Linked DNA regions of Mus musculus: regions 2 and 3 are each linked to region 1. Evidence: chromatin loops called from intact Hi-C (ENCODE). Cell type or tissue: heart. All regions are shown on one strand.

Evidence for each region. Peaks named below come from ENCODE experiments on the same cell type or tissue, not always from the same donor. Only the 100,000 strongest peaks of a DNase experiment are listed, where the experiment ranks them.
Region 2: it touches region 1 in a loop (2.9-fold over the local background); 2 of 42 quality-filtered maps call a loop at or near these places.
Region 3: a loop joins it to region 1, with 2.2 times the contacts of the local background. A loop is called at or near these places in 3 of 42 quality-filtered maps.

What each region holds. Positions count from the first base shown.
Region 1 is chr4:11,910,518-11,918,517 of GRCm38, forward strand. No RefSeq gene overlaps it. Among named protein-coding and RNA genes, the nearest start is that of Pdp1, 52 kb to the right of the region's middle. In heart, a CTCF peak has its summit at 4,338; a DNase peak (open chromatin) is centred at 4,294; H3K4me3 peaks cover 730 bases; H3K27ac peaks cover 944 bases.
Region 2 is chr4:11,852,824-11,860,823 of GRCm38, forward strand. No RefSeq gene overlaps it. Among named protein-coding and RNA genes, the nearest start is that of Cdh17, 99 kb to the left of the region's middle. In heart, no CTCF peak of the experiment used is centred here; a DNase peak (open chromatin) is centred at 3,618; H3K27ac peaks cover 438 bases.
Region 3 is chr4:11,814,452-11,822,451 of GRCm38, forward strand. Cdh17 (cadherin 17) reads left to right here. Exons shown (of 18, transcript NM_019753.4): 16 at 160-276; 17 at 406-519; 18 at 2,535-3,454. The coding sequence ends at 2,623. Among named protein-coding and RNA genes, the nearest start is that of Cdh17, 60 kb to the left of the region's middle. In heart, no CTCF peak of the experiment used is centred here; no DNase peak of the experiment used is centred here.

The DNA.
Region 1 (8,000 bases):
CTTTCTATCTCAGTGAAGAATTGAGTTGGAATTTTGATGGGGATTGCATTGAATCTGTAGATTGCTTTCGGCAGCCATTTTTACTATATTAATCTTGCCAATCCATGAGCATCAGAGATCTTCCCATCTTCTGAGATCTTCAATTTCTTTCTTCAGAGACTTCTTATCATATAGATCTTTCAATTCCTTAGTTAGAGTCACACCAAGGTATTTTATATTATTTGTGACTATTGTGAAGGGTGTTGTTTCCCTAATTTCTTTCTCAGTCCGTTTATCATTTGTGTAGAGAAAGGCCATTGATTTATTTGAGTTAATTTTATATCCACCTACTGCACTGAAGCTGTTTATTAGGTTTAGGAGTTCTCTGGTGGAATTTTTGGAGTCATTCATATATACTATCATATCATCTGCAAATAGTGATATTTTGACTTCTTCCTTTCCAATTTGTATCCCCTTGATCTCCTTTTGCTGTTGAAGTGCTCTGGCTAGAACTTCAATTACTATATTGAATAGGTAGGGAGAAAGTGGGCAGCCTTGTCTAGTCCCTGAATTTAGTGGGATTGCTTCGAGTTTCTTTCCATTTAGTTTGATGTTGGCTACTGGTTTGCTGTAGATTGCTTTTATTATGTTTAGGTATGGGCCTTGAATTCCTGATCTTTCCAAAACTTTTATCATGAAGGTGTTGGATTTTGTCAAATGCTTTCTCCTCATCTAATCAGATGATCATGTGGTTTTCGCCTTTGAGTTTGTTTATATAGTGGATTACGTTGATGTATTTCTGTATATTAAACCAACCCTAAACACTGGAATGAAGCCTACTTGGTCATGATGGATGGTCATTTTGATGTGTTCTTGGATTTGGTTTGCAAGAATTTTATTGAGTATTTTTGCATCGATATTCATAAGAGAAATTGGTCTGAAGTTCTCTTTCTTTGCTGGATCTTTCTGTGGTTTAGGTATCAGAGTAATTGTGGCTTCATAGAATGAATTGGGTAGAGTACCTTCTGCTTCTAATTTGTGGAATAGTTTGAGTAGAGTTGGAATTAGGTCTTCTTTGAAGGTCTGATAGAACTCTGCACTAAACCCATCTGGTCCTGGGCTTTTTTTGGTTGGGAGACTATTGATGATTGCTTCTATTTCTTTAGGGGAAATGGGACTGTTTAGATTGTTAATCTGATCCTGATTTAACTTTGGTACCTGGTATCTGTCTAGGAAGTTGTCCATTTCATCCAGGTTTTCTAGTTTTGTTGAGTATAGCCTTTTGTAGTAGGATTTGATGATGTTTTGGATTTCCTCAGGTTCTGTTGTTATGTCTCCCTTTTCATTTTTGATTTTGTTAATTAGGATACTGTCCCTGTGCCCTCTAGTTAGTCTGGCTAAGGGTTTATCTATCATGTTGATTTTCTCAAAGAACCAGCTCCTGGTTTGGTTGATTCTTTGAATAGTTCTTTTTGTTTCCACTTGGTTGATTTCACCCCTGAGTTTGATTATTTCTGCCATCTACTCCTCTTGGGTGAATTTGCTTCCTTTTGTTCTAGAGCTTCTAGGTGTGCTGTCAGGCTGCTAGTGTATGCTCTCTCTAGTTTCTTTTTTGAGGCACTCAGGGCTCTGAGTTTTCCTCTTAGGACTACCTTCATTGTGTCCCATAAGTTTGGGTATGTTGTGGCTTCATTTTCATTAAACTCTAAAAAGTCTTTAATTTCTTTCTTTATTTCATCCTTGACCAAGGAATAATTGAGTAGAGTGTTGTTCAGTTTCCACATGAATGTTGGCTTTCTATTTTTTATTTTGTTATTCAAGATCAGCCTTAGTCCGTGGTGATCAGATAGAATGCATGGGATAATTTCCATATTTTTGTATTTGTTGAGGCCTGTTTTGTGACCAATTATATGGTCAATTTTGGAGGAGGTACCATATGGTGCTGAGAAGAAGGTATATCCTTTTGTTTTAGGATAAAATGTTCTGTAGATATCAATTAAATCCATTTGTTTCATAACTCCTGTTAGTGTCCGTGTGTCTCTGTTTAGTTTCTGTTTCCAGGATCTGTCCATTGATGAAAGTGGTGTGTTGAAGTCTCCCACTATTATTGTGTGAGGTGCAATGTGTGCTTTGAGCTTTACTAAAGATTCTTTAATGAATGTGGCTGCCCTTGTATTTGCAGCATAGATATTCAGAATTGAGATTTCATCTTGGTAGATTTTACCTTTGATGAATATGAAGTGCCCCTCCTTGTCTTTTTTTTTTTTTTTTTGATAACTTTGGGTTGGAAATCAATTTTATTTGATATTAGAATGGCTACTCCAGCTTGTTTCTTCAGACCATTTGCTTGGAAAATTGTTTTCCAGTCTTTCACTCTGAAGTAGTGTCTTTCCTTTTCCCTGAGGTGGGTTTCCTGTAAGCAACAAAATGTTGGGTCCTGTTTGTGTAGCCAGTCTATTAGCCTATGTCTTTTTATTGGGGAATTGAGTCCTCAATGGCCCTTTCCTAAAAGGTCCATCTGCTCTGTTCCCATCAGGCAGTTGAAGCTGCTGAGGGTTTTCTTAATCTCTTCCTTCCCAGGAAACCGAGCTGAGCAACAGAGCTGAGCGGCTTCCCAGGAATCCTGCAGACAGAGCTGCATGAAAGTGCTGAGAGAGGAAGCCTGCCTGTGAGCTCTTGGATGTCAGTGGCTGCCTTCTGGGGTCCTGAGCCTTCTATTCCCTGTAGGTCTGAATGTACGGGAGGCACTGCACATTTCTATTGTATATTTCCCACTGGAAAATTAAAAAAGAAAATCACAGCAAACATGAGCTAGGTGTATCTTTCAAACCAGGGAAGCGGCTGACATCCAGTCCTTGTCTGTGGCTAGTCCAGAGAGATGGTGAGAGTGTGGTGTTCTTCTGAGTCCCTAAGTCCCTGAGTTCTAAGGTGCTTAGAGTCAGGTCTGGCTCTCAGTCAGCCAGTTACTTTCCTACTGGTGTAGACAATGCCTCTACTCTCTGCCCCCGTGGTAGAAGCCAAATCTCCAGCCTTGAGCTAACACTAAGAAAGAAAGAAAGAAAGAAAGAAAGAAAGAAAGAAAGAAAGAAAGGAAGGAAGGAAGGAAGGAAGGAAGGAAGGAAGGAGAGAGAGAGAGAGAGAGAGAGAGAGAGAGAGAGAGAGAGAGAGAGAAGAAAGAAACCAAGCAAGCTACATGGACTTATGTCCTGCTGAGGTAACTGCTAATAGCTAATAGGTGGGTAGCTCACAGACTGTGGAGATGCTAGATAAAGATGATTGACATTCCAAGAGGATTGGAAAGGAATGGCTTGATAGTGCATCATACTCCTCAGAACAGTACACAGCTTAAAACGCCTGAAATTGTTTATTTCTGGAATTTTCCATTCAATATTTTTAAACTACAGTAAACTATGGTCAGCTGAATTGATTGCAAGTTAAACCACAGATGAAAAGGCTCATTAAGCACCTCATCTCATTTTTCAAAACAGTTAACCCTTCCTTGTCTGGTACATCTTTTGCAAGTGAAGAAACTGAGGCACAGAGGACTATGCATAAAATCTTCAGTGAGTATGGACTGGTTTTCAGATATTGCCATATAATGCCAAGTGGCTGAAGAGCTTGTAGCCGAATTGCTTTCATGGTACATTGTTGCTGACAGGACCTGCTTTTCTTGAGGTATTATTAGCTTTTGTTCATTCACCTATGCATTTAGTCAGCCAGTGGGAAAGCTTTGCCAGTGTGTGAAATGAATAGGGTCTTAGGTACCTCGTTCCTGTCCTCCTGTTGCTTTAACCTCCCTATCCTTCCAAGATAGAGGAGCTGTCTGCCCTCTCACAAGAAGCCACGGCTCTGCCTCCAGCTCTGGGATGATTCTATAAAGCCGTGGTTGGTTTCTCATTGTGCCAGGAGCAAGGTCATAAAGTATCTAGGTGATGCTTTTCTTTGAATCTGAGAACAAAATCATTTTCTTTGTTAGAGAAAATGTCAGTTTTGAAGAGATGAGATCATTTATAAATGGGACGAATTTCCTGTGCCTTCCAGAGTGGGCACCCCCTAAGGTCTGGCCTCTGGTGCTGCGTGACACAGAGCAGTGAACCAGTGGTGGAAGGGGGTTTGGTTGAGCCCTGGACTGCGTCAGCGCCTCTCTGAGATCTACCCACATCATGGTGCGTCAGCTGCCCACGAGTTACTTAGGCTGAGGACGTATTTCTCTGACCTCCTTTACCGGATTGTGCGTGGCCTGTGTATAGATTTGATTGGTGCGTGTTGGACGGCATTGATTCCTGCCTGCCGCTGCAGGAAGCTAAGTGCTCTGCGCAGACGCCCTCTGCCTGCTGCAGTCAAAGGGGTTAGCAGCCACCCAGCCCCATCTGTTGACTACTTCAGGCAACTGTCATTGCCTCTCGGGGGGGGGCCCTAGGTTCAGAGGCTCTGACTCCTTTAGCTTTGTGACTGCGACATTAATTCAGAAATAAATTATGCATGACTAATCCCTGCATTGTAGACATTGTAATTTCGGCTCTGTCTTTAATATGCAGAAAGGAAATAATGGATACCTTTATTTCTTATTCATGTCAAAGAGGTGGACTGTTTGTGGCTCAGATAAGAAAACAGCCATTACTCATCACCTCTTCTGAGGACAATTAAACCTCTTTGGGAGTCATGTTTCTGTCCTTCCTCGCTTTACCCACCTTCACCTTTGGGGGTCCCCCATTCATCCTCAGCCGCTGTGGTGGTCGGATCCTCCTTCTCTAGTATATCCACTACAGCACCAAAACATTTGCTTTATTGCTTAGTAAGGTGTTTTGTTTTGTTTTTTTCTTCCTTGTAATTCTCCCAGAAAATTATCCTGGCTTTTGCTTTGCACGTGAGACTTCAAACCAATCAAATGCTTTGATGAACCAATGAACAGCCTTAACTTCTGCTTTTATATAGTAAACAGGTACCAAGGATGAAGATGGAATTTTTCTTAACTTGCTTTTAGGTCAAACTTAACCTTGATAGATTGGATTGACAGATATAAGGTGAATAACATAACAAGAAATTCTTGGCCTGTTTCCAGATCACTACCACCCCATGGGACTTAATAACACTATTTGTTTTCTTCTGGAAGTCATTGAGCCTGAGCCATCTTAGAAGGCATCCCTTCTTAGATATCAGCAAGTCTGTGTTCCAAAATAGACTAACCAGACCTTCACTCACACATTTGCACTTTTTCCGAATATAGATTTGGACCACCCAAAATCAGAGGATCTATGAGATTTTAATAATACCTCTAAGCATTATTGAGAGATGATCTCCATTGATTCCCAGGCAGGCTTGTTATACATTAATAGCTGTAAGCATAGGCAGATGAGTTATGGTGACTGTGGAGAGGCTCCATGTTGGATTTCTTGACTAGTCTGACTGATTACACTGACCTAATCTCTACCCCAGATACATCTTCCATGCCCATGGGATTTGATCTACTTGTTTCTTTCAAAACATGGCTATTGACTCATGCCTGAATACAGAACTACCTTACATGAGGTGGCTTGGCTTGGGGAAAAGGGCACAGTCTTTGAAGTTGGGTTCACAGGGATTTGAATTCCAAGGCACTTTCTGGTATGAAACCCATGGTGAAGGAGTCAGTCACTTGTTTGGTCCCTTGTTTCCTTAGCTGCAAAATAGAAAATTCAATGCCAATTGCTGGAGATGACTGGGAAGGCTTAATGACTTTAGGTACACCCTGTGCTTGATTCATGCACCCAGTACTTTTGTGTCTATTTCTTATTGCACATAAGAACATCACTCTATTAACCAGGTTCAAAAAGGTAACATGATGTACATACCATGCCAATGATATGAGAAATAATTCAGGAAGTTATTTTACTAACCACATTTAAGTTCTATGCATTGATAGGAATATTTCCTAATAGATATGACAGAATGGGAAAGAAGGCACTTCCGTTGTTTGAAAAGATTAACCTCTCTTTTTTGTGGTATAATTGCATGTGTCTGGCCTTGCTCTATGTTATATCTCTATGATATTTTCTCCTCAGACTTGCCATCATTTACTGGGTGCTTACTATGGTTGTCACTAGATACTATTCATCCATAACACTAATCCTATAGAGAGGACATTATGCTACAAATAAAAGCCCAGAGAAATGAAGGCTTTGATAGTCCTTCATAGGTCTGGCTGACAGTAAGACCCCCGCATGATTTCAGTGGATGTGTGCCTGTATTTATGTTTCTTCCCAATGGAACTGGTCTCATACCTTCCACTGATTTCTGGTTATAAGTGCTTTCCCCAACAAACATGTATTGTTCATGACCAACAATGGAGTCTGGGCTTATTTCTATTTCACAGGGCACTGGACCAGCTTGGCCAGGCTTGGTCTTCACTCATGTTGGTCTACTTTTTGCCCAATCTTATGAGGGCATTTTCTTAAATGAGGTTCCCTCCTTTCAGATGACTCTAGCTTGTGTCAAGTTGACATAAAACCAGCCAACACAGTGTCCTTTATCTTTACATTCTACTAATCAAAGCAAATCATGGGGTCTGCCTAGACATAAAAGATCCCATCTCTTGGGGTGATGAGTCCTTAAATCATCAGGAGGGAAATCTGGTGGCCTTCTTTGCAGTGATTTCCCACGTGCTCTTAAAACTATTCCTTCCATTATACAACACATCAACCTCTTCTCCATAAACTAAGGACAGTTATAGGTGGTTACTCAATGTCTGTCATTTGCTCAACACCTTCTACAGTTGACATTACAAGCTACTGGGATAAGAATCTGATGATCATTAATAACTATATATGGGATTAATTAATAATTGAATCAAGAGTAGATGATCATACTACATAGTCCAAGCACACAGCACATAGTAAAACAAGTTAGCACCCATGTAAAATTTCAATTCTATGTATGTGGTGGGAGTGTGTATCCACAGAAGGGCAGGGGCTTGTGGAGGCCAGAGGGATTACCTCCTGGAACTGGAGTTTCAGGTGGATGAGAGATGCCCAACTTGGGTGCTGAGACTCAAACTGTGGTCCTTTGCAGAAACAGTGTATTCTCTTAATTGCCAAGTCACCTGTCCAGCCATTTTCCATTAAACAAAACAAAACAAAACAAAACAAAACAAAACAAAACAAAACAAAACAAAACCCCTAGGATATAATTTGAAACAAGGTCTCAGGTAGACCACGCTGGCCTCAATCTTGCAACATATCCAAGATCCAAGGAAGACCTCAAACTTCTGATCCTCTTCCCTTCAACTCCCTATGGTGGGATTTTAGGCCCTCGTTAATGTGCCAGGTTTATGAGGAGTGAATCAAACTCAGAACATCTTGTATGTTAGGCAAGTACTCTACCAGATGAGTCACATCGTCCCTGTTCCGTATGTAATTTTCTTTTCTTGGTAAGCATAAGTTTGTCCTTTAATGCCACATGGCTCTTCCCTGGCCTCTGGAAACATTGACAAACATCTCACGGGGACTGAAATTTAATAATCTCTAAGGGCATAGAAGAGCTTAAGTCTTTACAAGTGCTTGGAAAATTCTGACTCCTCGGGAAGTGGTGTTGTCAGCAATTTGTCTTAAAGTTGTTGCAATACGCCTTGTTTTTTGGTGCCTGGAAAGTCTTTGCTGCAATGTTAGAATAAATTGTCTTGCTGGTGTTTGTAAGTAGATGTTTTAGGAAAATGCTGGAAAATCCCTTTCCCGTCCTCATTTGTCTCTCTCGCTTTCTCCCTTTTTGTATTAACAAAAACAAGAAAGGATTTTTTTTTTTTTTTTGAGAGCTCCAAAACCAAACATAGCCATGCAGCACTCCTGGGAGTTTGTTTTAGAAGTTCATATTTGAAATATTAAATCAATTATAGGCTTATGAGAATGACAGAAAACTCTTGGAACCAGGAAAGGAGGGAGGGGAAGGGAGGGAGGGAAAGAGAGAGGGAGGGGGACCGATCAATGTGTATTCCTTTTGATGTTGTTTTCCATCAGGACAGAACAGGATGTGAGTCCCAAGGAAACTGG
Region 2 (8,000 bases), 58 kb before region 1:
AGGTCATCTCTAATGTAATTGTGTTGTGGGATTCTGAGATTGGATGGGACGGGACTTCCTTTGGATGGTGGCTGACTCTTAGTAAGAATTGAGTAAATGTTGACTATTGTTGTTCAGCCAGGAGGTCAATAAGAAGACACCAGCAAAGACACACAGGAGGACGACAGCTACAGAAGGCGAGACTGGGCCCTTAAACTGTATAATGTGTTGCAAACAAACTCTTTTCCAAGAGGGAGGGCCGAAGAGGGTCCTTCTGAAGACGTATGTAAAGACAAGATGGTCTTTTGAGACTTTCTCTGACTTTCCCAAATGTGATGGGCTTTCACTTTGTTCCCATCATGCTTTGTGTCACCTGTCAGTGACTATGGAGGCAGCCTTGAGGCACGAATGGCTGATACTCCCACTCCATGGATTCCTTTCTTCTGGGTCCTGGGAGATAAAGCATGGCTGAGCCATGTCAAAGATAAGTATTTATGGTGACTAGTTTTTTTACTCAGTGTCAGTAGAGTCAGAAGCTCTGTCCAGTGCTGTTAGGAAGGAGGTCGAGGAGACTCTTCATCAAATGAGGCTAACATCCCCCTTGTGTAACAGTTCCTACATTGGCTCCATTTAGTATTCTGAGTGTATCTGTTGTCTTTCATTCTGAAGGTCACGGTTGAATCCCTGTAATGCCTGCAGTTCTCAATCTCTCTCTCTCTCTCTCTCTCTCTCTCTCTCTCTCTCTCTCTCTCTCTCTCTCCCTTCCTCCTTCCCTCTCTCTCTGTCCCTCTCCCTCTCTCTCTGAGATAATAGCTTGCCATATTTTCCTGGCTGGCCTAGAACTCGCTATGTGGACTGGACTAGCCTCAATCTCACAGGGATCTGCCTGCTTCCACGTCCCATTGGAATGAGTTCCGGAACTAAAGGCATGCTCCAACATACCCAGGGTTCAGTACATTCTTGAATAACCCATTGCCCTCTGATTATTTAGTGGACAATCTTACAGAAATGAAAAACTAGCTGAAATGCCAAAGTTCAGCAAGTATAACTTGGTAATTCTGTGGTAGACTGAGACCTTGCCACAGTCCATAGACCCAGATAAAGAGAGTGAGAGCAAGCCATCGCCGGCTTTCCATCCCCCGTGCTGTAGGCATTCTCTCCGGTGCCTTTCTGGCATGGTACAGAAGGGCAGTGCCAAATAGGGACACAGCTGCCACCCACCTCAGTTCTGACAGACACAGATCAATGGGCCCTGGCATCTGGTCCATCTCTTATTTGTACTGCTTTTGAAAGCCTTGGGTATGGAAAGCCAACAAGCCCTGCAACAAAATGTGCTTTTGGCTTCAGCCAAATTTACTTCAGTTGTCTGGTTCTATGGTGAGTCATTCCAGAGGAGAGGTGGAGAAAGTCGGGAGCAAAGGCTCCTTCTCAAGGGCCAATATCTTAGATCTTTGTACAAACGGGGCATTGTCGCAGAATTGGAGACACAACAGAAGGGAGCAGTACCAGAGGGACAGAATGAACATGTCCTTGTCCACGGACAAGCATCATGCCAATGCTGACAGCACACTCGTGTTGAAGCCCCTAAGATGCTGAGGCCTTCTCTAGAGCCCTTCCCATAAATACTAGATATCTTGACAATGGCCAAGATCTAACCAACCTCCACAGTTCTCTCCCTGTCTTAGGCTAACCCCCAAAGCTGCCAATGTTTGCTATGCTGACTTTCCTCAAACTCAAGCCTTTTCTGTCCCAGGAGAAGTCTGCCCTGGTTAATTCTCCTTTGGAGTACTTTTCTTTCCCAGACTCTCCTGCTGTGGGCTCTCAGTGTGATAACTCAATATCTGGGCCTCAGTTAAGCTTTTCTCTTTCAGAAGTCTTATCTTACCCTGAAGTGTCTGTCAAGCATATTAGCTATAAACTGTATTTAAACAAATCTTGGCCTTTAAGCCCTCAGCTTGTGATTCATGCTTTCTAGAGATAAAGCAGTGGTTAGTGCTGTGAATGGCTTGCCACTGTCTCTGCCTCTGGAGAAAGTTACTATGTCAGTTCTGTCACCAATCTCTATAAGCTATATGACTGGTAAACCTCAGTCTAAGCCTAAGTCTTTGCATCTCTACAGAGGGGATTAGAATAGAGTCCACCTTGTAGAGGTAGGGAAGACTAAATGAGTAAGCCTGAGGCATTTCAAAGTCTGAGGCAGCTACCAGAAAAGCCAGCCACCTTCCTCATGATGACAACCCATGTTTGCATGTTAGTTTTCCTTCCGCAGACCTCCACTTTGACCACTTAGGACTGTTAAAGCTAGCTGGCTTTACTGCCGGAGCGATGCATTTCTTTAGTCCCGCTGTAACTCAGCTAAAGCTAACCTGGCTCCAGTTCAAACTGTGATCACCGCTGCAGAGGAATGCAAGGGAAGCCCTGAGATCAGCAGAACCTCTATCTCTGACCCAGGACACCACCATGTCTATAAGCCATGGAGGGGACAGATGAGTCAGTCCTTCAGCTGCCCCTGTCTCGATGCCCACTATGGGTGTTTCTTAAGCCCTTACCTTGCTCTAGATCCAGGCCTTGAGACTCTATGTTCTGAGAAGAGGCACTGAGGAGAATTCTTTTGGTAGAGTGTTTTTCTATTATAATCATTCTTCTAAAATAGGTCACTAGTGTATTGTGGATTTTTCCATGATCAGTGTTTGCTGTGGATAGTTCTTAATCTTAGAAACATTATAAATGCATATTGCTGAAAGGGTTCACCCTCAATAGAAGGTTTGGACATGTTAAAAAGCTCCCCTCTAACCTACACATCCCACCCCTTCTGGGAGATGCCCACACTATATTGAGTGTTCTTCTAGAAACATGCAAGCAAAATATGCAATTTAAGCAAATATATGCACTATCCATCCCTTTTATACAAATTATATGTTATAATACAGTCCTGCATAGCATGATGGTTAATGGAGCATTATTTCTTTAATTTTCAAAGATGACTAGAACTGAGAAAGAGATAAAAAGTATAAAATACAGTTTGCCAAACTGTGCAGTCTTCCGACAGTACCGAAGTATAAATCACTCTTCCCAACACAATCAGAGTCACTACTGCAGAAATGGTCATTATTTTAAAGCCAAATGAGAACTGTGGGCTTGAAGCAGGGAATTGATCAGGCATGCACACAGTAGGCACTTCTCCAAATCTTAGCCCTGTTGCTGGCATTATCATTAACGTGTTCTATAAGGACAGCTTCTCGGAAGGAGCAGATGATTTAAGCCTGTGCCATGACGGTCCTTGGACATACACAGTAGTCAGCCTGACTCTCCTCTCTCTCTCTCTCCCTCTCCCTCTCCCTCTCCCTCTCCCTCTCCCTCTCCCTCTCCCTCTCCCTCTCCCTCTCCCTCTCCCTCTCCCTCTCCCTCTCCCTCTCCCTCTCTCTCTCCCTCTCCCTCTCCCTCTCTCTCTCTCTCTCTCTTTCCCTTTCTCTCTCTCTCTCTCTCTCTCTCTCTCTCTCTCTCTCTCTCTCTCTGTGTTTGTCACATGTGTGCAGGTGGCAGCAGAGACTGGAGGAGGAGGATGTTGGATCTCCTGGAGATGGAATTGTAGACAGTTGCTTGTGAGCCACCTGATGTGAGTTCTGGGAACCCAGCCCAGGTCTTCTGGAAGAGCCACAAATGCTTCCAACAGCCAAGCCGTCCCTCCAGCCTCCCAACCCTCTTTTCTCCTAATGCTCTGTTTGGGCATTTCTGTCTTACTGTTTTTTTTTTTTGCTTGTATATTATGGTTTCTGATATTGTGTTTGTGTATGTTTTGGGTGTGTGCATTTCTTGTATTTTCTCTTTTTAAGAAATTCTAGTTTGTTTTTGTTTGCCTGTCTATTTGTTTTCTAAAGAGAGAGAGAAAGAAAGGGCACAGAGTTGGGGAGGTGGGGAAGTGGGGAGTTGGGGAGGTGGGGAGGATGTGGGAGAAGCTGGGGGAGGGGAACTGTGAAGAGAATACATTATATGAAAAAATTATTTTTTAAATATGCACTCATATTTCCAAGAATATAATATGTAATCAACTATAATATTTAAAAACTCTGCAGTTTTCTATACTCATTGAGTTGTCAACTTATTTATACACGTTAAAATACACTTAGTTAAAAAAACAATTATTTTTTTATAAATGCATACAGCTTCTAAATTTAAATGAAATAGACAGTCAATGATTGCCTTAAAGCTCTGGTACAGGATTGAGGAAACGGGATCAACACAGGCAGGAAATGAGAAGAATCACTGTGGGAAGCAATCTCAAAAAGCCTATCTCCACAGGAGGTGCAAGGAAGCAGAGGAGCAAGAACAGCAAAGAGCGGAGACGTGTGTGATGCACAGGCTCCCTGACATGTGTCTCCCAGGAAGATGTGTGTGACGCACAGGCTCCCTGACATGTGTCTCCCAGGAAGACGTGTGTGACAAGCAAGCTACCTGACATGTGTCTCCCAGGAAGACGTGTGTAATGAGCAGGCTACCTGAGGGACAAGGCAACCTTGAGAGCAACTTTCCTCAAAGTGAATCTGCTATAAACTGATGATCAATACATGAAGAATGACTAGGCACCAAAAATAAAGCCACTCTTAACTTCTGGAAAAACAAAAGTTCTGCAGGAAAAGAAACTGAGTAAACGATGCTCCTGTAGCTATAAAGATGTAAACACAAAATGATAAGTTCACCACCGTTTGTAGTATAAACACTCATGGAAGAGTATAAATACAATAGAGCTAGAAATTGAGATGATAGAGGTTTATACTGAAGCTTGTCCTTCAGAGTATGAAAAATCTGTTTCTCAAAGTATAAAATTCAAAACTTCAGGAAGTATGTGTAAAATCATATTACTTAGTAGAAGTTCCCCAATACACTGACAACAGGAGCTAGAGATGTAGCCCAGTGGTGGGACCCTTGCCTGGCATTCACAAGGCCCTGGGTTCAAAACAGGATTACTATATACTCCAGTAATCCTATTCCCGGGTATTTATACAAAAGAACTGAATACAAAAGCTTAATGATCTATGACCTCATGGTCATTTCAGGGTTATCCACAGGATCTTATGTGAAAACAACCTCCAATGTCTAGACATACAGTGAAATATTATGCAGCCTTGAAAATGGAAAGTTCCCATCATGTCTTATATAATATAGATGAAACCTAAGATACCATGTGGAGAGAAATAAACTGGTCAGAAAAAGACAAATACTGTATAATTCCACTTTTCTGAGCGTTGTAAAAATAGCCAAACTAAAGGAAGCACGATGTACAATAGTCATTTTTAAGAGCAGAACAGAGGAAGAAATGGAAAATTGTTCAATAGATATAGTTTTAATTTTGCGTTCCGAAAACTTTTTAAGATCTTTTGCCCAACACTATGAATCTAGTCAGTGTTCTAAGTTGTGAAGTGGATGATAGTTAAAGGGGTGCATTTTGTTGGTTTTTAACCACAGTTAGAGAGCAATCAAACTTCACCATTAAAATGTGTACAGATTCTTGTGAATAAATCACATGTGTTAGTTAAGTTTGACAACAGAAACAAAAGACAAAAAGGAATAAATATGATGTCATTTAGAGAAAATGCCAGAAGAAACAGCTGTTCCCAGGTCACCTCTGGAGAAAGGTCCATGTGAAGCCAGGGTGACTGCTTCATGCCACAAACCTTTAGATGTATATAATGTATCGCCCACAAAAATTGTTAAATTAATATTTACTCAGGGGCGTGAGAAAACATCAAAGTTTCAATGGAAAATGGATCAAAGTTACAGTTCAAGAAGGAAGTACAGGAGCTAATGGAAAACTCTGATGTGTTCAAACTTCCTCCTCATCAAAGAAATTGTACGGTGCTCTTTTTCTAATAAAAGCAGAAGGCTGCCTCCCAAACCATCGTCATCTGGGATGGTGTGGTCAGCTGAGGCTCTGCCCTGGCTGCAAATCTCTCGAGGATAACTTGGGAACTTGTGTTAGCATCCTCTAGGTTACTCCTGTCTTTCCACTAATGGCTCCATTTCAGATATTAAAATGGTAGATCTTTATAATTATGTGCAAATGGTACATTGCTATCCCCCAATGTTTTGTTATTAGTCATGGGAAAAAATGCATGTTGAAAGAAAATATGATGAATTTCCATCCGCCATCCAAACATTCAACACCTGATAAGTTAGCTCTGTTTGAAAGTGAGCTGCCAGGAAAGAGACACTTCAGTTTTTGCCTTTTACTTGAATATAGCTTTGTTTTATAAAGACATGAAAATAGGAAGGGGGCTTTTCGGAAATAGCAAGGGGATAATTAGGAGAGGACTAGGAAGAAGAGAGGGAAGAGGATAAAATCAAAGTACATTTCATACGGCTGTGGACATGGCATAGTGAAACCCCCTTTTTTGTACAATTGATAAGTGTTTAAAGAAGAGATAAGTTATCATGATGCTTCCTCCGATGAATACCTTCCACAGTAGTGCAAGCAGAGGTTGCAAATGCCAGTGAAGGGCTTGATAGAGGTCGAGGGATAATTATGCATCCATTAAAATGGTGTCTGTGATGAATTTTAGTTACCTTGAGAAAGCTTATAGACCTTGTAAATAAATAATACAAAAGTCAAATTACTTCAATTTAGAAGACCAATAATTAACAGGGTTCTGCCTGGGCATTAGAATCATAGACAATTCTCTTTCCCAGTGCATATGTGTATGATGTCTGAATTTACTGGATCATACACATATATGCTATATATACTTAATTTTCAACAAAATTTCTCAATGAAAATTGTACTTATATTGCTATTTAGAGAGGTAATTTGTCAACACATATTACCAGACATGCTCTTCCCTAGAGAAGGCTGAGCACTGTATGCCCACAGCTAATGTGCTGCCTGAGATCAAACAGCCTGCAGAAGCTTGAGCCCAGCCATCTTCTCCAGCTCCTGTCGACTGTGTGCCATAGAGAGAAGTAAGCACCATTTACCAGAAAACAAGAGAAAGCTTCCATCGGGGTCAATCCAAGATTGCATTCCTGACTCCTAACTTCTAATAGCTTCAGAAATTGTCCTGAATTTTACCTCATGGTGATCTTAACTGGTAAGAAGCACTAGCTGCCTGAATGTTGTGCAGGGAGGACCAGGGTGCGGTTTTTGAATCCTCATCCATATTAAGTAGGCTTTTCAGTGAAGCAGCTACCTTCAACTCACTCCTTCCTGTAGGTAACCCCTCACTCATGCGCCTGTGAATAGCGCCCCTAAAACACAGTGGTTCACCAGTCTAGACTTGCTGGAGTAATTTCTTTGGTTTGTTATTGGTACCCATCTGAGGTCGATAGAAACTTGCTAACAGCTCCCAAATAAAGTCATGAAACATTGGGAGTTTGTGACTGTGAGCTTATTTTGTTTTGTAGGCCTAGTGCAAACTCCCCATGGCAGGGGCAACACAGTGTTTTCTGCACCCCACACACAACATTCTGCATAGAAACTCTTAACGAATGAGGCCCACGGACCCAGTGCCCTCTCAGCGGTGAGCCCCTACTCTCTGGTCCTCCTCTGAGGCCTGCTGGCTCGAAAAGCCACTCACTCACTCACTAATGACAGGATTGCTTCACTCGAGTGGCAGACTGGTCTAGGGTCCAGTGGTTTGGGGACTCTTTCAAAAATAGAAAACGGACATCAGACTCATCCTGTGTGTCAGCGGCCTTCAGGGTATCTTCACAGATAAAGAGATGTAAGTGGGGCAGGAAGGTGGGCCGTGGTTCGGAAGGCAGCAGGCCTACATGAAGATCAGTCATAATTAGCCCATTTTGGAACACCAGGGCTGCTGCGCAGTCTGACAGCATGTCAGGGTGGGGTGAGTGTTTCCTGTGACAAAATGGAAGAAATAATTACCCTGCAGCTTCCCAGGTGACAGTACTATGGAAACCAAGTGGGCTGCCTTAGCTAGCCTGTGACTAACAGGAACTAAATGGGAAAGGCATGGCTTTGCAAATGAGAAATAAGAGACAGCACAATAATAAATTAAAAGTAGTGAACA
Region 3 (8,000 bases), 96 kb before region 1:
AAATATGTTAAATATGTTAAATTATTCAAACTATCACCTATATCAGACTATTTTTCAATTTACTTAATTATATACAATGCAAAAATGAGCTTTATTTCTGCTGAGTGAAGGTTCTAGAGTTGTATTATCACGTGATTCATTTTCTCCCTGTTCTGACAGGTACACATGCTAGACTCTCCACCAGGCACACACGCTTTGAGGAACAAGTTTATAACATTCCAATCCGCATCAATGATGGGGGGCAGCCACCCATGGAAGGGACTGTCTTCTTACCAGGTAGGTACCGTGTAAAGGTGATGTAGGATATAGGGTACCATGTGCACTTTAAGAAATGCTTCTTTAAGTTGGGATTTTGCAACTATTCACTTAAAAACGTAATCTATGGAGCCCTGTTCTGCTTTTTAGTTACTTTCTGCCAGTGTGTGGAAGGAAGCTGTTTCCGGCCAGCAGGCAGACAGGATGGGATACCCACTGTGGGCATGGCAGTTGGTATACTTCTGACCACATTTCTGGTCATTGGTAAGTATGACTTTTCAGAGCCAAGGTTTCCTGCCCCCAGCCTCAGATGTGAGCTCATCATGCCATCTATAGGGGTGCTCTGGGGGTTTCTTGCCTTGGGTATCAACCAAGAATACAAGTCCCCAGTCAATCACATCAAAGTATCCTGGTTGAGAAATACTGTGTCAAAGCTCCCATCTTCCTGTCATTTCCTTGCTTGGATTTTCATGCTGACATTTATACCAGAAGGCTCTTTATTAACCAGCCATTCTTTATTGTAGCAAATATCTAAGACAATCAACATTTTAAAAAAGTTTCTATTTGGCTCATGGCTTCAGTAGTTTCAGAGGTCCACGATTGACTGGCCTGTTGCTTGGGGGTCCACAGGAAGATAGTACTTTATTGAGGAAAGCTGCTCACCTCCCTTTGGGAACAAATGAGAGAGGAAGCGGGAAGGGGCTCAGGTCCTACTGTTCCCTTGCAGGGTACAGTCTTCAAACTGTCTAGGGGAGGTCGTCTGTTGATAATGCTGAATTGGGAACATTTGAAGGCCATTTAAGATTGTAACCATATCAAACTTTACACACAAATTGCTGCATTTTGGGCCGAGTTACCAAGCTCTTATGAAGGAGAAAGAAATTAGTCTCTGTGACCTGCTGTGTCGGGCACTGAGTTTATTAGAACTGATATCATGATGGGCAAGGCCTGCATTGACCCTCTACCCGTGTTGGAATAGGGAGGGGTAGGCTGTGAAATGAAGATTCTGTGACACCTGAGATGCTGCCGAGTTTCCCTTTGCGTTATTTTCATAACTCTGGCCTCTGCGTCTTTACAACCTGGAGTAATTTCACAGCATCATGGCTTTGACTCTTCCCCTAGCTGGAGAGCTGTCCTCTCTCATGCACGGAGAGCAGCTGGCCTCCTTGAGAACGCTGTCTGCTGCATGTGAGCGGCCCTTCTTTTGAGAGGGACTTGCTTTGTAGTCCAGACTGGCCTTGAACTCAGGCAAGCTCCCAGCCTCAGAGCTAGATTTTGAGATACTGTTTACTAAATCCTTTGGCCTTTATGCCTTTTATTGTTTTTCCTACCCACCTTGAGAAGATTGAGTTCATGCGCCACACTGAAATTTTTTCACACAGCCTCATTCCCATGATCCTACTCTAAGTAAAGAATGGGCAGTTTTGAGGATATATAGAAATAGAATTGACAGGGCTATTTTTGTTTTGTACCCTTATTCTTTTCGAATGGGGGCATGTGAATAATCACAAGATTGTCAGCAAGTGTCTGAATGTCTAGTCTTCTTGGCTATGGTGCCTTCTGTAAGCTTATTGATGAGCAATTTCCTTATAGTAACTCTACACTTTTCCTAGTGGGCTCTGACAGTTGAGATTAGTGCTACAAAGCACAGCGTAGTCCTGTTAGAGTTCAGAGAAGTAAGAGAAACCAGAATGAGTAGGCAGGCCACTGAAGGTCCCTCAGGAGAGGCTGGTACTGCGGGGAAGGTCCCCAAGCTGCGCATCTGACAACTGCTCTACTAGTAAGCTGCATGCTGAGCCCTTACTGTGAAGTTAAAATTGTTTCAAAATCAATTTTAAATCATAAACAATTCATATTTGGTAGATACAATGAAAGTAGACTCTAGGCAGGTGGGCAGGTCTAGATAACTCCCTAGTTATGATTAGACTTTTTTCTCTAGGGAAGAAAAACTAGCATCAATGTTTGGGTATATACGTGGTTCAGACAGACTTATTTCCACATTCTTTTCCCTCCGAGGAATTATAGCACTGGCTCCTCTATTCCCTATTGCCAGCCTCCAGGTTAGTTATAACTTCGGGCTTCCTATATACTCATAACAAATGACCTCTTTACTTATCCAAGAGAGCCAATGCCCAGAGCTCTATACTCACTAGAACAACGAAGCACAGTTTAATCACACAAATGGTGGCTCACAAGTCATCCCCACTCCTACCCTATAAGTGACTGTGTTAGGACATCTGAAGACTGTGCTTGTTTGACCCTGAGTTTTCTCTTTTCAGGTATAATTTTAGCAGTTGTCTTCATCCGCATGAGGAAAGATAAAGTTGAAAATCCGCAGTCCCCTGAGAATAAGCCTCTGAGAAGCTGAATTTGAAAAGAAATGGTCAAGTCTGTGCACCAAGCACTATATCAATGCCTCAGCTGTTTAATTTCATCCAAAATGTGAACTATAATTGGTAGAGTTTATGCATCATGGGCTATATCTGGTCCCCAGCTGTTTAATCTCATAATTTCATCCAAAATGTGAACTGTAATTTCTTTGATGGCATGCCCTTCTTGTCCTGCAACATTTTATGCTACTTAGATATTTTATGTTCTGCAGACATTAGAGTTATTCTCCATTTCCCCATAACATTTTCCTCCTTTACAAAAGCCTTAGCTTCATAACTTGAACCTTCCCCTCTGGGCAGGAAGAGGAGCTGAGTACACACCCTGTGTTGTTGCTTCAGAGGACGTAGCTGTTATCTATCACCAAATTTCCTAGGTTCCACTTATCCTTTCTGTTTCAGCCTGTGCTCCTTCATCTCTTAGCATTACACTGAATTTAAAATGTGTCAAACAGAAGAACAAAGTGAAGTCCTGGTTGGGGGTTGGGGGGTAAGTGGGAGCCTTGTTCTTTAACATGGGCAACAGCTTCTCTGTGCTGTTAATGTTGTTAATGGCGGTCCTCCAACTTGGCTATGGCACAGACGCTGATGAGGTTATCAAATTCAACTGCTCTATTTCAAGAAAGATCTACTTCCTACGGCACAGGAACTGGTGAGCTGTCTGGTTTACTCACTACCACATGCTTTCATACCTGCTGTACACGTTTTATTTGTATATTGAAGTTTTGTTATATATTTATCATGTGGAGGAAACAAGAAAGTATAAAGTGGTAAAGAAATCGGAAAAAAAATGTTGGTTTCAATTGTTCTTATTTCTCTGATCTCTTTTATTGCATGTGTGTGTGTGTGTGTGTGTGTGTGTGTGTGTGTGTGTGTGTGTGTGTGTGTGGAGAGAGAGAGAAAGAGAGAGAGAGAGAGAGAGAGAGAGAGAGCCAGGTATGTCCACAAAGTAATGGTTATTTGTTGTTTTTCAAAACTGTCTGACATATGGAGTTAGTGCAAGATGAAGGAGGGGGATCAACAATTTTTTAAATCATTGCTCAACTGGGCTTCTAGACACAGGGAACCCTGACAGGTCCTGTCCAGACTTCCCACAGATGTCCCTGGGGCACAGGGAAGGCAGAGGCACTGTAGCTAGGAAAGCTGTCCCTCCACTTAAAAGATCCTTCAGTCAATAGTGGCCTGGGTCATGCTGCCACCTCCAAACTGGTGAACCCCATGAAAAAGCTGAAGAGGTTCTGGTTATCTCCCACTCCGTCTATTTCCTTGTAGGTCAGAGCCAAGCAACTCAATGGTCATCTCCACCTCCTTTAGAAGAGACTCTCAAACATGACCCTCTGTGCATGTACTTGGAGAAATGGCTATTTAATATCCTTGACAACGTTTTAAAAGGATAGTTTTATAATACAATTACTTTCTATTGTATTGATTCATCCATGTTTTGATTTTCTTACCTAGCATGGTGTAGCTAATTAGCATTTCTAAATGACTTGCTGAGGAAGTGCTATGTGCTAGTCATTTGTACACTATCTGGGCTCTTAAGGTCAGGAGGATAGCTTTCTCAGGTGATTTCTAGGCCTAGGAACTTAATGGTGATGATGGCTGAAATGCAAATTGTAGTTCAGGTTCCACATGATGTCTGTCCTGAAAAGTCACTGCTTCCTTTGGAGAGAAACTAAAGCCCCCTTTTCTCACCCTAGGAGAACCAGCTGAGAGAATAGTGGGGTAGGAAAGTCACAGGAAGACCGGTTCCTGAAGCCAGGGCACACCGGACACAGGAGAACATTTTCATGTTTGTCATTGCAACAGCTGGGCTGATGTTGATGGCTGGAATCCAGTGCTCCATTTAGAAGAGAAGGGGATGTGTATAGGGGAGGTGGAAACAAAAATAGCATATGTGCTTACCCTGTGTTTGTAGTTACTTTTAAATTAAGCACAAGACTGAGAGGAAACAGCAGTATTTTTGGTAGCATAAACCAGTACTGCCTCTTTGGCACTTGGCCAAGAGTAGATCCCAACTGTGGAATTTCCTGAGGCCTCTGTTTAGGCACAAACAGAGGTGGTCATGGTCTTGGTACATGGGCCACATTGGGAATCAGAGAAAGGGTATTGGAGTGGCTAGGTCAGTCATGGATCAGAATGGGAAGATTGTGGCTAAGGTTCTCCCTTCTACAAGGCAATCTCTGATGGCTTTGTGGAACATACAGAAAGGGCGGTGGGATTTGTGTGTAAACAAACATGACTAGTCAGTCCCTGACAGGGTCTTAACATAGTTTGTCTTGAACATTGACCCCCAAAATTTCCACAATGTTTACATTCTTTGTGGCTGTCTATCTCTCTTCTCAGGCCAGCTCCTTTGGCAGGACCACACTCAGGCAAGAAACTGAGAAAGTGTTATGTGGGCTCTAAAGGGCACCAGTATGCTCTAGGAGGTTCTCTAGAACCTTAATGTCTGGACTTTCCAAAAGCAAATCCCTCCTCCCCTTTGGTGTGTCTTTACAAGACCCTTCAGAGGAAAGACCGGTGAAGACACATAGGTCTTTACAAGCAGGTGGAAAGAGTCAAAGATGGAAGTGTGATAACTGATGGGGGAGAACGGTCCTCAGGAGCTCCAGGCCATCATAGTCCTAAGACTGTACTATACTGATGTGGAATCCCACTGTAACAGTGTCTATTGTGGGACCACTGCTGGCAAGAAATCACTCAGCTCCAGGATAACCATGTTTTGCTGAGAGTATGAAGACATGGTCCCAAAATTATAGCAGCAGGAGACTACAAATCTGCCAGCTTCCCCAGCAAAGTCTGTCTATGTGTCTACCCCCTTTGTTGCTGTTTTGTTGGTCTCTCTGTCTCTGTCTCTGTCTCTGTCTCTGTCTGTCTGTCTGTCTCTCTCTCTCTCTCTCTCTCTCTCTCTCTCTCTCTCTCTCTCTCTGTGTGTGTGTGTGTGTGTGTGTGTGTGTGTGTGTGTGTATTTGTTACCTGGTGCATGTGCGAATATGTGCACATGTAGAGTCAGAGGCCAACATTACATGTTCTCAATTATTCACTTTTTTTGATAAAAGGTCTCTCATTGAACTTGAAGTTCATGGATTGAGTACCAATGATCACAGAAACCCCAAGAAAGTACCCTATTAGAACTATGTTATAGGTAGGAAATTCATGGCTCAAGGGTTAAGTGATTTCCCCAAAGTGCGTAAGCTTGAAGCCAGAATAAAGAGACAGTGTGGCTCTCTTTTCAGATGCTGTTGGCCATGTTTGACCCTTGTGGCTCTGTTTTCAGATGTGCTCCATGATGTTGACCCACCTTTGGGAAGGGAGGTAGTGATAAGTCCACTCACCCAAACCATTCTTGCCCACTGAACTCTCCATTTCCTTGGGGAAGCCAGAGTGAGGGCTGGATGCAGCCAACACAAAGTTGAAGGAGACCCTAGAGAGTCTCATAGCTCATCTGAAGTCATGCTGGGGTGAATGATGGGCAGAAAGTTTCTGGAAGAATGAGCACATGACTGTGACCTGTGAGTCATTCCCATTGCTCAGTCCACTCAGGCAAAGCTCTGGCCTGGTGCCAGGAGGGCAGCACAAATCTTGGCAGAACCCCAAGAATCGAATGAAGTATATAACTGGGTCCTTTTGCTGTCCTGCTTGCTCTGACCCTCTCTTTCATCTCCTTCCTTCTTATTGTTGCTCACCAATCTTTGGTCCCTCTGCCTATCTGCTGCTTCCTTGAAGCCTCACTCTATTCCTGTTCCATCAGTGTATCTCTGTGTGCAGTATTCTACTCCCAGCCCCTCGTGCGGTTGTTTTTCTGTTTTAGAGCTCAGTTTAAAGGTTGTCTCCTCAGAGACGTTCTTCCTGCCACTTTCCAGCATAGCACTTTGTGAATTTCTTTCCTATGACATTTCACAACATGTAATTACATCTTATATTAGTTTGCATCTTTGGGTCAGGGGCCTTATTGACTGCCATCTCCCAGCAGGGGGTTTGGTGCCTGCCATACACACAAGGAATTCTATTGTGAATTAGCAACTGGGTTAGTTTATTTGACAACAGAGCTGGAAAGATGGCTTAGTCTGTAATGCATTTGTCATGCTAGCGTGAGGACCTGGGGGTTTTGGTGCACAGAACTCATTTTAAAAACTGTGCATTGTTTTGTGCTTATAATCCCACCATTGTAGAGGTGAAGACAGCTAAACATATGGTTTACCCTAACTGGTAAACTCTAGGATATTGATAGACACTGTCTCATCAAAACAAGGTGTATGGTACTTGGGAAATAACATCTGAAGTTGTCCTCTGACTTCCACATACATGTGCACATATGACATGTGGCCCACTATGCCTCTGCACACATGTTAGTACAAACACAAAGAATCTAATTATAAAATCAAGATGTATATATGACACAGGAAACAATTTAGTGAACAATGGAAAGAACTCAGGTGTGCTTTACTGTCAGGATGCTCTACACCTGTAAGATGTGAACACAGTGGGCAGATTCCAGAACTATGGGTAGCCAGAGAGAATAAAGGGTAGTCTTCTATTCTCTGTGGGTTTGAGGCTCCTTCATTATTTGGATCCATTCTGGCTTCCATGATCACCTGGTCCCTCCTTCCTCTTATTGGAATACAAGGCTAAGACCATAAAATTTTATTTGGCTCCTTCTAGTTTAGTTTGAGGGACTCCCTTGAGGGATTGTGGAATTGACCTTGAGTAAAGTCCTTGGCACAGGAAGAAGAATGTACTAGAAACATGGCTATAGATATTTTCCTCACTCTTGAGTCATATGACAGAAAATCCCTTGTCCAGAAAGACTCTCATGTGGCTATATTTTAGAATTCATTCAAGTTTTTTAGAAATATCGGCAGACCTCAACAATTATAGTCTATTCTATTAGTCCTTATTTTAGAATTCCATTTTAACACTGAAATGTGTTTCTGCTATTTTGAATTTCCATATTATAGATATTGAGAGTAAGAAAAAGTGAAAATTTGTCACCTTTGCATGTCCTGGTTGGTAGTCAGCAGTCCTTCCCCTTAATTATCTGGAGAGATGCCTCTTTATAGCCCATCAGGCCGTTCTGTCACCATGTGTTCATGTGCTTGCCTCTCCTGCCTTACCACATCAATCCCACATGCTGAGATCTTGGAGTCAGAGGTCATGTTTCATTGTCTTTGTGAGTTTTCCATGGACTCCTGGAATGATCTTTACTATGACAGATGCCTAAGAAACATTGAATGAAGCTGGAGGACTCCCAGGTCTTGGAGAAGCTGCATTTTCTGTTTGCTTTTTTGGGTGGTGGAGATTGTTTCTGTTCCCTTGAGTTCAAAGTTGTCATCTGTTAACCCTTTGCAACACATA